Linked DNA regions of Homo sapiens: region 2 is linked to region 1. Evidence: chromatin loops called from intact Hi-C (ENCODE). Cell type or tissue: IMR-90. All regions are shown on one strand.

What was found. Hi-C counts contacts between places; a loop is a spot of excess contacts. Peaks named below come from ENCODE experiments on the same cell type or tissue, not always from the same donor. Only the 100,000 strongest peaks of a DNase experiment are listed, where the experiment ranks them.
Region 2: it touches region 1 in a loop (2.6-fold over the local background); 2 of 110 quality-filtered maps call a loop at or near these places.

Annotation. Positions count from the first base shown.
Region 1 is chr6:112,873,176-112,881,175 of GRCh38, reverse strand. LOC105377950 (a long non-coding RNA gene) reads right to left here and starts at 1,059. Exons shown (of 4, transcript XR_942885.3): 1 at 338-1,059. RefSeq lists an enhancer at 509-1,037. In IMR-90, a CTCF peak has its summit at 3,288; DNase peaks (open chromatin) are centred at 5 and 3,565; H3K27ac peaks cover 448 bases.
Region 2 is chr6:113,010,785-113,018,784 of GRCh38, reverse strand. It overlaps the pseudogene FCF1P10. Among named protein-coding and RNA genes, the nearest start is that of LINC02518, 420 kb to the left of the region's middle. In IMR-90, no CTCF peak of the experiment used is centred here; DNase peaks (open chromatin) are centred at 3,354 and 6,784; H3K27ac peaks cover 561 bases.

The DNA of each region.
Region 1 (8,000 bases):
GTGCATTTTTTTCATCCTCCACCCTACTCCCCCAACTATTTTTTTGTTTCGCTTGTTCCATACTGAGTAATCTTTTTCTGTCTTTTGGTTACACTCTTTAAGTCCTGTTCAGAGAGTTAAGTGCAAATGCTAGGCTCCTAAAAAGCCTATTTTCTGAAGTGAGTAAAAATTATGGGCAAAAATGAACAATATGAAATAACCTTTTCAGTGGGAACCTTGAAAGACATGTTGATATTTTAAAGAGCAAAGTTTGCCTTATCAAGCCCTGAATGCCTAAAGGGAAAAAAAAAAATAAGAAAGAAACAAGCTCTATGTCCTTTCCAAACTTTCACCTTACCTTGACAAATAGACTCTTGCTGTTACCCTTTGTATGAGTTTTCTACGGCTGCCATAGCAAAATGCTACAGACTGGATGGTTTAAACAACAGAAGAATTTTCTCACAATTTTGGAGGCTGAGAGTCTGAGTTCAAGGGGTTGGCAGGTTTTGTTTCTTCTGAGGCCTCTCTCCTTGGCTCCCAGGTGGTCGCCTTTTTGCTGCGTCCTCACATGGTCATCCTCTTTGTCGACTGTGTCCTAATCTCCTCTTTTTATAAGGGCACAGTGGTATTGAGTTAGAACCCACCCTAAAACCACATTTTAACTTAAGTACCTCTTTTAAGGTTCTATTTCCAAATGCAGTTGATGGCAACAGCTGCTGCCATTACCCCGGCTGCAGCAGAGAGGAGGGCTGGGGCTGCACACTCTGTGGAGTCAGTGGGAGCCCCACTCCTTCTGATTTGGGGCAGAAACTTCCCGGGTGCCACTGCAGCCGCCCAAACCTCAAACCTCGGCAGCAGATCCAGGCCCCCTGCTTCACGTAACAGGCAGGAGCCCCACCCTCCTGCAATACGTAGCGGGGCTACATCAGCCAAAACTGCAGCTGTGGATCCGAGCCTTCCTGTGCTCTTGGAAGGGGCTGGGAACAGGCAGGATCTGCCCTCCCTGGTGCAGTTGCAGCCACCCAACCCGCTGCTGCTGACCTGGCCCTCTCGCTCCACGAGCAGGCAAGGGCCAGGAACAAGCAGGAGCCCCGCCCCTTCCGAGTTGATGGGGCTGGAGCTCCCTGGGTGCAGCTGCAGCGGCCAGACCCACGCATCTCTGCTGCCTGCCCCCTGGCGGCTGGGAAGGCCCGCATGTCTCTTCAGGCTCCGGGGTATCTGATCCCGCTGCCCGGTCTCTCTCCTCTCCTGGCACCCGCTGGGATCTCAAAGCTGGGTTGGGGCCCAGCCCTTGGGCCATGAATGGCTGCAGGAGGCAGAAAGATTCCTGTGCCGAAGGGGGTTGGTCCCTGGTAAGGCCCCTCCTTCAGGAGTTGCCCCCTGCGGGTCTCCTCTGAGCTGTTAGAACACTCAATAAAGCTTCTCTTCATCTTGCTCCCCTTCCGCTTGTTTCCATACCTCATTCTTCCTGGATGCAGGACAAGAACTCGGGCAAAGGCACCACCTGCCACAGACGTTTCCACCTGCCACAGAGATATTCCACCCTAAATATCCTGTAACACAGTCACATTCTAAAGTACTGGGGGCCAATACTTCAACATATGAATTTGGTGTGTGAGGAGGGGCACAATCCAGCTAATAATACCCTTCAACAATATCTTAATGTTTATTATCTTTGATGATAATTTTTTATAATTGTGTCACGGTACATAATTGTTGCTATTGTACTGTTTAAAATAAAGCATTGCAAATTTTAAGACAAAATACCTTTTGTTTTGTTAGTGGACATTTTGTTACAGAAACATTAGCGATGTCTTTTTGTGTCTACATTATAATTTAGTTCAGATCCTTGATCAGTGTCCCTTTAAAAACATAGTATAAGTCTAAACTTTAAATCTTAAGATGTTACCTGTATTAAGTATCTAATATTTTCAAACTGACTGACGTCTTTATTCTGTAGAATACCTTCCAAGATTTTTGTTGTTTATTTTTTATGTGATATACGTAGTTACAATATTAAAGGATATAAAATTTCATAAGAAAGCATAAAAGGGAAAGAAAGGACATGGTAGTTTCTAAAGTGGGAGCAAGAGGAGGAAAAATGAAGAATATAGCCAGAAATGACAAAGAAGTCACTGTCAGATGGAGTACTAAATTGTCTACAGCTTGTGGGAGGCAGTGGAATGGCAGGTATCAAGGTCAGGTGTCCACAATCGTGTATGACACACGGGCCGTTGCTAACTTTAAATAGATTAATGATTGTGACCTTTCAACATGAGACAGTGAGCTTAATTTTTTTAAATCGACGGCAGGTTACATATTCATTTCATCTAAGGTGGTTTTCTGTGTGGCCATTTTTAAAAACTGTAGTTCCATATTATTTTGCTCATGTCCATAGTACAGATATCTAAAAATTAAAAACATATCCAATCTTAACACTAAGTGTGTTTTTCTTTCTTTTCTAAGCAAAAATTAAGAAGATAATAGTACTTTGATGGTGAATGTTGCCCAGGGCTTAGCCAGAAAAAAACAAGTCTTGTGGCACTAGTTGGAGTTACAGCTAGAAGAATGGACTATGCGGGAGGTGAAAGATATTTCCAGGGGACTGTTTATTAGCCTTGCCCTGATGAACATCTTTTTTGCATGGTATTCTAATGTTGCTAGTGTCTAAAAGGTATGTGATCTTTATCTACATTGCTTTGGATTTTCAACATGTGTTATTTTTCTTGGTAAGAATGCTAGAGTTAAAACAAAGGAACAAAACATGCTAAAGCACAAAAATTTGTTCACAAAGGCATCTATACCTCAATACAGAAGTCTATCCATTCTATCCATACATGCATCCATGAAGTTCATTTATGTGTATGTGAGTGGGTATTTTGTCTTAGCAATAGTATTTGCAATAAAAGACACATAAAGTCACAGAATTGCATGTCTTTCTCTTCATGTAATTTTACAAATTTACTTTTAAAATGGTCCCTGTGTTTTCTGTAAGCTAAGGTGATCTTTGTGAGGTTGATGAATAGTCACCAAATGTATTCATTGGCATCTGTTCCCAGAGTGTGTAAGTGCTTGTATAAGACATTTGTATAAGACATTTAATTTTACCCACAAAACAATATGTTACTTTAAAATTAATTGTGCAGGTGTCTTGATTACAAATAGCTCAACTATAGCTTTCATTTCCAATTTTATCTACATATTATCCCACCAAAGGAAATTACCTCTTGAGGTTTCAGAGGGATATCCATTTATTGCTAAGTTTTCTCTAGAGTTGTCTAATTCCATAGTGCCACCAATAGGTTTCTCATGGTACATTTACTGTACTGGTGGCGTTTACATTTGAAATTGGAAACGAGGGTGAATTTCTGATTCTTTTCTACAGTGATCAAATCTATAGTGATTTAAATTTAAATCTTGTTGCTCTAAGCAATACTGAACAAAGAAAAACAAAACAAAATTTACAATTGCTTATTTATACTCCATTTTGCTGAAAGCACTATGAGTGATACAGAGCTATGTAACACAGGACCTCTGAACCCAAGGAAATTCCTCTTAGGCCTGTTGTTCTCGGGAATGTTCTTCCTGGAGACTGTTCAAGAATGCTTTTTTTTTTTTTGAGATTCCAAGCTCTTAGGAGGGAGCTGGTTGGTGACTACACTTACTGAAGGGAGTACTATTCTCAACTCTCTTCAGTGTTCTCATTTTGGCCCATAAAGCAGGGAAGTGCATCATTTAGAAAAGGAAAGTGAGCATCCATGGCTTGTCTTAACTCTCTCCCAGAAAAAGAAGAGAAGTAACTTACCTGACTCATGGGACTAGGAGAAGGAAATGAGCCTGCTCTGCTCTACCCTGAGAGCTCTCTTTTTTCCTGACAGCAAAGTGGTTCTCTGCCCCAGGCAAGCCTTCACAAGACCATCTGAAAGCCATCTCACTCTATCCAGCTACCAGGGTCTGCTGTGTGAGGCAGGTATTTTCTGAGCGTGTGTGTGCTCTGCAGACACCAATCCTTCCTCAAGTGGGTTAGCCCTCAATCTAGATGAGACATAGAGGATAAGGTGGGTCACAGGGCCATAAAAGGCAGATTGTATTTCCACATCTAAGCCAGATTCTCCAAGCCAGCCTTGTCAAGAATAAAGCCAATAAATCTGATTACTACCTCTAATTTTAAAATTTTGTTTGAAATTTAGAGAGTAGAGATAGATAATACGTGTGAATCCTCAAACACTCATGCAACTAAACATCCAGCAATGGAAACTTAGAGTTCTCTACATAATCTACAACTTTTGACAAAGATACATGAACCTGGTAGTTTTTTGTTAATAATAAATTTACACTGGCTTCTCAATGAATAAATATGTCAGAAGACCATGAATTGGTATTCTGAAAGTACTGAAAAAATAAAATCACTAAGCAAGAACTCTGTCCTGTGAGAACATTCTTCCAAAACAAAGCTGTAGTTAAGGCATTTTAAAACAAAAATATGTAAGTTCAGAAAAACTTTATCTCTGGCACATTTTCACTAAAAGATATACCTCAGTCTAAAAAATAATAATAATGTCAGAGGCAAACGTGGAGATAGCGGAAAGAATAAAGAACAAGTAAAATGGTAAATATATGGGTAGACATAAATAAATATTGACTACACAAGTTTTGCTCTTGTTGCCCAGCCTGGAGTGCAATGGCATGATCTCGGCTCACTGCAACCTCTGCCTCCACGTTCAAGCAATTCTCTTGCCTCAGCCTCCCGAGTAGCTGGGATTACAGGTGCCCATCACCATGCCCGGCTAATTTTTGTATTTTTAGTAAAGATGGGGTTTCACCATATTGGCCAGGCTGGTCTTAAACTCCCGACCTCAGGTGATCTGCCCTCCTCAGCCTCCCAAAGTGCTGGGATTACAGGTGTGAGCCACTGCACCCGGCTGGGTCTATTGTTAATATTATATTTCTTATTGGCTATTACGGTAAAAGACAAGTTTTATTTCAGTTAATTCACTCAAATTAATTTCATGTGAATTCAAATAAATTTCAAAGGAGTACATACTACAGTACTAGGGTGAACAACAGAAACCTCAGTAAAACTATTATTTGTTTCTGTATCTATCCTAATAAAATTATTCATCAAAATTATAGTTCAAAGACCTGTCCTGAGAAAAAATTGTTTTAAGTATCTGCTTTCTAGAGTACCCTAACTACTCATAATCAATATTCCCCAAAATTGAAAAAATGCTAATTATATATATTATTATGCTATCATTAATTCATAAGAAGTCTATATGGTTTACAAAATGTATGTGGGGGAGAAAAGGTATAAATCTTTTTTCTATGCCATCTTTGTTCCTTGAAGTAGATGATGAAGTTATATGTTGTTATTCTTTATTTTTGTATAAGCTCCCCCTTCTTCATGCAAGTTTTCTGAGATGAAAATAACTCTAATAGGTCACTATAATCTGTTTCTACTCACTACACTCCTAACACCAAATGTATGGGGTTTTCATCCCACACCAACTAATTCTCCAACTTTCCTGACACCAGCTGGGTATTCAACTAATTCTTACACCCATTACCCAGAATTAGTGCAGACCCCTCCAGTTAAGGGTTCAGTCCTACAATGCTGCCTCTACTTAAATGCCAACTGCAAGTCCTGGGCATCCCATATTTCTGACCAACCAGCAATAAATCAGCTGTGACCTCTTCCTTGGGTTTGATAATTTGTTGTAATGGTTCACAGAACTCAGGAAAACACTTTACCTTACTATTACTAGTTTATAATAAAGGATATTATAAAGAATACAAATGAAAGGCCCAATGAAAATGTATATAGAATGAGGTCCAGAATGGTCCCAATCACAGTAGCTTCTGTCCCCATGGAATTGGGGTTCACAGCCCGCCATCCCTGGCACAAGGATTTTGTTCATCAACCCGGAAGCTCCCTGGACCCAGTACTTTAGGAGTTTTTTATGTGGGTTTCATCATGTAGGCATGGTTGATTGTAAACTCAGTTTTCAGCCTCTCTCCCCTCCCCAGGAGTTAAAGGAGTGGGGCTAAAAGTTACACCTCCCATTCTGAAGCTATCTAGAGGCCTGCCAAGAGTCTCCTCTTGTGAACAAAAGATGCCCCTCCCACTTGGGAAATTCCAAGGGTTTTAGGAGCTCTGTGCCAGAAAGCAGGGACAAAGACCAACCATACATTAACATCACTCATGATATCAAAATGTCACAGTCACCTCTTAGGTTATCACTACTCTCTTTGCCCACAGAAATTTTGAGTAAAAGTATCCTATGCCTCACTCTGTTGACAGATAAAAAATGAGGATGGAAGTGATTATTCCTTGCTGGTATCATTCATATTCTAGATGACGACTGGAGGCCACCAAATAGGCCTTATTTAGTTCAATAGCTGTGTTTCTTCCAGTGGCTGATACACCACAAGTTACTACCGTTTATCCTTTAACTCCTCTAAAGTGTGCTGCTCGGGGCCAGCTCAGTGGGCACCTCTGACCACTGCCATATCTGATGAGGCTTCTAGAGGGGGCAGTTATACATGAACAATTAATCACTGTATTCCTTGCCATCTTTTTCTATGCTGTGTGTCTCCCTCATTTTGTACAAAGTTGGCATTAATGAATGTGCTATTGAACATTCATTGGTTGAATAAATGAATAATGAGTGGAAAAATGAATGAAAATTGAGTTCCAGTAATAGAAGTTCAAACTCCAATTAGCCTGCCACGGACTAGTTTGACATTGGGCAAGAAAGTAAGTGTCTCGTGTGTAAAGTGGGAATAATAATAAAGATGTAAGTAGAAAGAGTATGTTATTTACCACTGAAAATGAGACACTTTTGATTGTGAAAAGGGAGCTAAATATAGAAACTATAAAAATGTTTTAAATGTTTATAAATTGACACACAAAAGGATTTCATTATATTGTGGGTCCCTATAAAGTGGTACTATTTAGAAATCATTTTAAAAATGAAATTATTTCTAGAAAAATTGTTTAAAAATTATAAATATTCATGTACACTATATCAAAATTTAAAAACTTTTTATATTTATTATTTAAACATAAACATTAAGCAAAATAACTATTCTTGATACACTCACATATTTTATCCAATATCATTCCACTTAAGTTTTTTTGAAAAATATACTTTTATTTGATATGATTATGTTTAAATTTTGGATAAAATTGTTAATGCCTTTCATTCATTTTTTTCTATAGTTCATATAAATTGTAATTGTAAAAATTTTTCTTCATAGATGTTGACATGCCTGACATGCTTGGGACAAATTCTGTTAAATGAAGAATAGTCTCAAGACTACATGTTTTGCATTAAAATGTGTATTTATTTTAGAACAACTATTTTGACAAATACTGATTTTAGGTGTGCATTCAGGGTAACTTTCTTATTGATTGATTGATTGACTGATTTCACTTTAACTTCTGGGATACATATGCTGAACGTGCAGGTTTGTTACGTTGGTATACATGTGCCACGGTGGTTTGCTGCACCTATCAATCCATCATCCAGGTTTTAAGCCCCGCATGCATTAGGTATTTGTCCTAATGCTCTCCCTCCCCTTTTCCCCCATCTCCCAACAGGCCCCAGTGTGTGATGTTCCTTTCCCTGTGTCCATCTGTTCTCATTGTTCAACTCCCACTTATGAGTGAGAACATGTGGTATTTGGTTTTCTGTTGCTGTGTTAGTTTGCTGAGGATGATGGTTTCCAGCTTCATCCATGCCCCTGCAAAGGACATGAACTCATTTTTTATGGCGACATAGTATTCCATGGTGTATATATGTCACAATTTCTTTATCCAGTCTATCATTGACGGGCATTTGGGTTGGTCCCAAGTCTTTGCTATTGTAAATAGTGCTGCAGTAAACATACGTGTGCATGTGTCTTTATAGTAAAATGATTTATAATCCCTTGGGTATATAGCCAGTAATGGGATGGCTGGGTCAAATGGTATTTATGGTTCTAGATCCTTGAGGAGTCACTGTACTGTCTTCCACAAT
Region 2 (8,000 bases), 140 kb before region 1:
AGTTGTTGAATTTTAGTTTGTTCGGCTTTTACTTCTTGTTAGGACAGAAGCCTCCAAGCTCCTTATATGCCAGGCCAGAAACAGAAAGTCCCTAAATTCTTTTGATGCCCTATTTCCTCTCTCTGTTGATGCTGCTACTAATTTTACCTTGGCTAGCAAAAAGTACAATCATGCATCGTTTCATGATGGAGTTATATTCTGAGAAACATGTTGTTAGGTGATTTTATCACTGTGCAAATACCATGGAGTATACTCACACAAACTTAGATGGTATAGCCTACTACACACTTAAGCTGTATAGGGTAGCCTATTGCTCCTAGGCCATAAACTGGTACGGTATACTATTGTACTAAATAATGTAGGCAACTGTAAAATAATGATAAATATTTGTATAACTAAAAACAGCTAATTATGGAAAAGATATAGTAGAAATACAGTTTTATAATCCTATGTAACCACCATCCTTTATGTGGTCTGTTTTGACTGAAACGTTATGCAGTGCATGACAGTATATGCAATAGTTTGATAGATATGAAGACTGTTATACATTATATATTTTCCAATATAAAAGTAGTGTTTTATAGATAATAATACAGTCTTATATTGCATGATGCTTCATACATTTATGCAATAAGACATATTCCTTCCTTGATTTTCATGACAAAAAAACTCTGACTTGAAATGAATTATCTCAATTACAAATTAGAAATCTGAGTATTAGTGTGGTTCTCTTATTTTTTCTAGATCACATAGTTGAGTGAAAGGCAGAGTCAGAAATGAACCCTATGTCTCTACTCCTGCAATAAGCTGAACTATATGGCCCACATCATGTTTTAATATTATTTCATTACTTGTATTGGCAGAAAAGCCTTGTCTGCTCTGGCATATTACATTGCAAACATCTACAGGCCACAGATGAATGTATCCGAATCTACTATAGTTTGTTATACCACCAGTAATTCTGGCTAAGAAAGGTAACCGTGAATAATGTTTTAATGCTTGATTCATGAAAGAATATACTATGGCTGTCAGGCAAACTGGATTGTGGTAACAAAAGCATTAATAATCCCCTATTGACAATATTGTTCTAATATTACCAAGAATTCATTCTCCTTCTTAAATCCTTTTATTCCATGGTTCAGCTTATATCGTTATAAATTCTCTGGATTTGGAACAGTTATGCCAGACCTGCTAGGCATTTATAAAAGCTTTCCCTCGCAGACAAAAGTTTGAAGCACATGTTATGAGACAAATGCAAGAAGTACTATGGTATTTGTGAGGTTCAGAATATTAGAAACATATGATCACTGATGACAAACAGACTAAGAAACACTAAAAATGTGCACAACATGCCTGATTTTTGAAAGCTGTAATGAGGGAAAATTGAAAAGTCTTCATTTGTTGCCACTATTACAAAGAATCTTCACACAAAGATGAAAATAACAAAGGAATTTAAGTACACATATAAATACTTAAAATACTTATGGACAAAACAACTATAAAACAATTAAAACCTGTCTATTTTTTTTTTACTATTCTTGAACTATATATTTTTCAATAAATAAAATTATCTTTACCTTTTTGAGACAGGAAAAAGCTTATGTTGCTCAAAAAGTGTTATAGATACTAGATGAAAAAAAGTTTAGAAGAGTAGGTAGAGTTTGTCACCAGTTCTTTTTATTAAATGATAGTCTATAAAGGGAACTAGTGATACAGATGAATAACAATGAGAGATGGCATGCAGAACTAAGTGAGAAAACCTAGCAATAGTTTTAATTTTGTTCAAATGAGCTGCATTAAACATCACTGGTATCTTGTGAAGATCAGCAGATCTTCAGGTTTCTGCAAATCACTACAGCTTGAAACAATCGCTGTCTCCAAATGATTCTCTTCTCTCTGTTCATCTCCAGGTGACAAGTCTTAGCTCCTGCACCTCTGTAATTTTCACTCTCTCCATTACTACTGTCATTGCCTCAATAACTCTTTCTCCAGAGTAATTCTATGCCATACTAAAATAGCAAATAATGTAGCCTCCTAACAAATCTTCCCACAACACCTGCAATCTATTTTACACATCACACTCATACTAATTCTTATGTAGAACAATTCCAATGAAGATATTTTTGGTCTCTAATAAAAAATGGCAACCAAATAAATGGCCTGAGGATGAATTTTGTATAGTCTTGGTATTTTTACCATGCCACTCTGCCAGCTTTTTATGCTGTGCCTCAGTTATGTATGCATGGATTTTAATTGCCTGAGTAGTCTCCAAGCAACACAAGGTGAGGATATATTTCTAATTGGCCTTTCTAGCCACCACATTTGTTGAACACTGAGTGCTTTATTTTTGTCCTAATCCAGGTTAATTCACATGCTTTCCAGCCACAGTTCATTTGCTTCAAATTTTTATTATATTTAAATATTTGACGTCGGGGATAACTTGAGGTATAACGATGGAAAAATCAAGAATTTCCCTTCTTTTCACATTTGTGACATGGCACAAATTTCAGGTACTAGGATTTAGTTAAGTAACTTCAATCTACCAACAACACTGTTTAAATTTCAGTTACCACCGTGTATTACCTGTGTATAATTTCGTAAGGTACAAACCTCACTGCTTGCTCCCAGTCCACAAATCGCTATGTAAATAGCAGAAGCACATCATGATCAGGGACCAATCATGTCACTCCTTTCAACGTCTGCCAGTGATTGGTCACTGCACATATATCACTCAGCTCACCCACAGATAGCCTCCCAGTGACAAACTCATGTGACATTTTACAAAAATGGATAATCAGAAGAAAGAATTGACTAACAAAGATCAAAGTGCAGCAAATAAATGAAAAGTGATGAGGCTGGAAGTGAAATCTATAAATAGAGTTATAAAAAAAATAGCTGAATGTGGAAATGTTTACATGGCTACTGTTGGATAGACTCTAGATCTGCAGCCAGGAGAACTTAGTGAAGGTGAATTCACTGATATATATGAAGAGCTTGGTTGTGACAAACAGAATGACATCTGGCCGGGTGCGGTGGCTCATGCCTTTAATCCCAGCACTTTGGGAGGCCGAGGCGGGCAGATCACGAGGTCAGGAGATGGAGACCATCCTGGCTAACACGGTGAAACCTTGTCTCTACTAAAAATATAAAAAATTAGCTGGGCGTGGTGGTGGGTGCCTGTAGTCCCTGCTACTCGGGAGGCTAAGGCAGGAGAATCGCTTGAACCCAGGAGGCCGTGCTTGAACCCAGGAGGCAGGAGCCGAGATCGCGCCACTGCACTCCAGCCTGAGCTATGGTGAGACTCATCTAAAAAAAAGAAAAAAGAAAAAAGGAATGACGTACTAGAGGAAGTGAGGCCAACAAAATTCTTCACATTAAAGGAATTCTGAGATTTCACAATATTGAAAGCACTTACAAAAAATGTCAAGCATATATCCAAAGTTAGAAGCATAATTCTCTAGGAAAGATAGTAGCTCTCTATCCTGTTTTACAAAAATAAAGCAAGCAATGTTCAAACAACCTTTGATAAGTTTTTCAGAAAGAAATGAAACATTTTATCTTGATGTTTCTAATGGTTTAAATCACAACGTATCAGGTAAATACCAGTTTTACAGGGTTTTTCATGTTTTATATATTTAAAACTGACACTAAGAGGGTTTTTAATGTTTTGACAAAAATTTCTTATAGATCACAGAATAATTGTATTTTTTCCCATTGATTACAAAGATCCTTTTGCAGCTTCAGTTTGTATGATTATTTTCACAGTCCCACACTACTATGCAAAGTGAGAACTGCCTGTGTGTATACATATACATATATCCACACACATATACATACACATATATATGTAAATGTGTATGTGTGTGGTGGTGATATATGTGTGCATTTGGTATTATTACTCTTGGGAAATAAAAATAAGAAATCTTTTAAACTGAAATTTAGATATATAGTTTTAGCAGTCATTCTTAAAATAGCTAAGCCCACAGGAATTTTACAAATTATGAATTACTAAAAAAAGAACTGTCATAAAACCATTATTTTTTAGCATAAAGATTATATTACACAAACTTAATTGGAGCTACCCAGAGATTATCTTTTTAGTCAAAAGATAAAGAGTTTGAAAGTTTGCTTTTCAAGAGACTTTTAAAGTGATTATGCAGCCGAGTACTGAGCTCATACAGTCTAGTGTAGTTCAACCTCCCTGGCAAGTACACACAGCATGGCAATACAGCAGAGAATACTCTCTGGTGTCTCCCACCAAAAAGAATACTAACTGGTTTCTACAGACAATGTAATTCAGCTACTCATTGGAAGCCTTAAACACAATCATTAGCTTCCTAGAAATAGGCTCCTTAGCACATTTCACCTGCTGTAATTTTTCGTCCTTTTTGTCCTTTTTTGTTTTGTTTTGTTTTGTTTTTGTTTTTTTGGTTTTTATTTTATTTATTTATTTTTTTTAAGATGGAGTCTTGCTCTGTTGCCCAGGCTGGAGTGCAGTGGCACGATCTCGGCTCGCTGCAAGCTCTGCCTCCCGAGTTCATGCCATTCTTCTGCCTCAGCCTCCCGAAAAGCTGGGACTACAGGCACCAGCCACCACGCCAGGCCAATTTTTTTTTTTTTTTTTTTTTTTGTATTTTTAGTAGAGACGGGGTTTCACTGTGTCAGCCAGGATGGTCTCGATCTCCTGACCTCGTAATCCGCCTGCCTGTTTCTTATAGATATAAACAAACCAAATTCAATAATAGAGTGCGTATTGCAATCCACTGTGCAAATAAACATACATTTTTCCTTAATATTGAGTCTTCGCAGAACAATAAGTTGCCAACATTTATTTCAAGGTTAAGGTTTCCAACAGTTATTCACCTATGCGTGTATATGCCATTTTAACAAACCAAAACAAAACAAACAAAAAATCTTTTATGTTACTAGACATTTTGCCCACATAAACAGTGAATGTTCTTTAATAAATAGATTGGGGAATGGAATTTTCAAATTATTTCAATACTCTTAGTGACACAGTTACTATACATGTACCTTCAAAGATTAGCAAATTTCACAGAAATGGGAACCAATAACATTGCTTTCAGTATAATTCTTAATGAAGTCAAAGGTATTTTAAGTGATTCTTCATGAAGAATGGTAATTGTACACCTAAGGAAATACAATACTAGTTAATGAGGATATCTGGCTGGAATGAAAAGATTGCCAGATTTCAGTACGTACTGTTTATGAAAAATGTTATTTAATTTTCAGCAACTGCTATTTGAGAAGATTTATGTGGTTTAGGAGATTTTGTCCAACAGCTATTAAAAAAGGCAAAAATTGCCCAACTGTTTTAGGCTTACACTGAGACTGCTTGGGGTTCTAGTGTGCTCTGAGGAGTTTTAAATTGTCCTCCCTAATATAAACCTTTAAAAATTACATATGTACCACCCAACCCATCACCTACCTATTCACGCATAATCTATTATGCCTATCAATTCTTGCATCAATGCCTGACTTCAAGAAGACCCATAAGTAGCTCCTAACTTTGTAAACTGCATTTCAATCATTTCTAAATAATTTGTCTCTTAAGCATGTAAGGGATAGGCCCTTGTTTTTATATTCCAAAACTTGCTAAAAGAACCATCTGCTCTTTCCAAACTCTTACAAGCACCAGTAAAATTCTATTTGATACCTAACTTAAAAATAGGTGATTTATTAAACTTAGGATTTGGCTTCTGGAACTTATCTCCATGTACTTTAAATGAATAACTCTACCAGACCTAGGAAATGTGAATTTGTTGTGAAGTAGTCAAGAAGTTGACATAAAAGAACTGGAGCCAGTAATTCTGTGTCCATTGCTTAAAAGCTGGGTGATGTTTGTAAAGTTACATAAAGTCTATGCTTCTTGGTTTCTTTATCTGTAAAATGGGCATAATAATTTATACTTCATTTTGCTGTCAAGAGGATTAAATTAGATGACACATCTTTATGCTTACAGACACATAATAAACACTAAAATATTGTCAAATGAACACTAAAATATTATAATAGGGCAACCATGTAATTATGATCAAATTCTGTCCAGAAGTTTGCTTAGGACAGATGCTAAACTATAGAGGATATAGGGCTTAAAATAAAATTTTCCCAGGAAAACCATGATGTGTGATGACCCGAGTTATTATTATATTGTTGTTTTAATTATTTTTACCTAGGCAACTGCAACTAATCTTTCTGTCGACTCACCCCATCTTACATCTTTATCACAACCTATCTAAGATGATAGCATTAGCAAGTGAAGTGGGGTAGCTAAAACGTATCCAAAGACTCCATGGATCCCTGAGAATGCAAGTGATTGCTGGAGGGGGTCAGTTCAAGCAGTACTATAGACATGATGATGGCTGTAACTCAATTCATAGTGACCACCACAAAAGTGGGTGACCCACTTTCTAGACCTGAGCTCTTTATTAGAAACCTTTTTATCTTTTTCAAAGGCTTCATTACCATTTGTTTTATTTACACAAATCTAGGGTTATGAAAGTTCAGTTATAACTCAAATCATTATGTGAATTCCAACTAATAATTATGTGCTTTCAGCCAAACTCTATGGTTCTTGTGAAAGCAATTCGTCGGGTGAAATAATTATTATCCGTGAAGCTCATTTTGCTCTTCAGATTAAACATTTTCTCATATTTTATAGCTACAAACTCTAGAAATACGATGGCATTTTTCTTCCTGGAGCTAGAAAAATGTAATAAGATATCAAGCATGCTTATGCAACAATGGTGCTGGCAGCTGGATTATGTCAAAATTCCTTCATTTATTACTTCAGATTTACCACAATTATGGACATTTTTTAAAACTAGCTTGCAGAATTTGAACGTATTTTACTTCTATAACCAGAGCACACTCCAAACAGATGGATTGAGACAATAAGACTATTCACTTGTGAATGACAGTTGGGGCAATTTGGGGGCAGTATGGGAAGTATTAGGGCTGCTGGAAATTTCCTCCTTATATATTAAGCTTTGGAGCTGAAGAACATTAAAATCTTTTTTTATTTTTCTGACTAGTGATGGTAATCTTTTTCACTACTCTAGTAGGCTAATGTCAGGTTAGGACAAAGAAGCCTAGTCATCAGCTAGTATTCACTTAACCTCTCTGGAGTTCAGTGTCCTCTCCAAAATAGAAGTCGTAGTAAATGCTCTTTGAGGTCTGCACTGTATCTGTGATTCTGTGCTTCTAGGGACTTCATGCCAATTTTGAAGAAACCAGTCATACTTCTGAAATAATAAATTTTGCAATTGTATGCTGCTATGTGAGCTGCCATCAGAGAAAACTGAAGGAAGGGACATGAGGTTACTTAGAGTCAAAACCAAAAACCTCTGTAATCATGTAGCAGCCCCTTCATGTTGTACATGTTCTGAAAAATGTTTGTGATAGGAATTCTGGGCATCTTTATTTAAGATCAAGCTCAATAGTGTCCACACTGTTGACATTTGTAACATTTGTCCTGAGTTACTCTTAGCACTAATCAGTTCATGTGCTGCATAGGTTCATGTGTGCATGGAAATTCTTCAAATCTCAGATCCTTAGCATTCCTTAGAGACACTCCATACCTATGTCTGTTTCTCAGGTTTATCCATTACACAGTTATGTGAGGAAATGGACTTGTCATATAGACAGTCTCATTCACTGCATTAAGTCCAGTCTAGCTTTAATGGAAGAGTTGATGAAGTTGGTTTCAATCAATAAGGTGGTCTTAGCTGGGTGTTATATTGGAAGATTAGGCAGAAAAGAGGCTTCTCTTTCCTTTGCAGATTTTAATGTATCTTTTTCTTTAAGCCTCTGATCTCTGAGACTGAGCCTTCATTTTACTGTTACATGTTTTTCTTTTCTTTCTCATGTAAATGCCATCATCCTGATCTTTCTTTCAGGATCACTAGTAATATGGCATTTATCTGGAACATATTTTCGAATTGTATTTTAATGGCATAATAATACAATTTCCTATCACT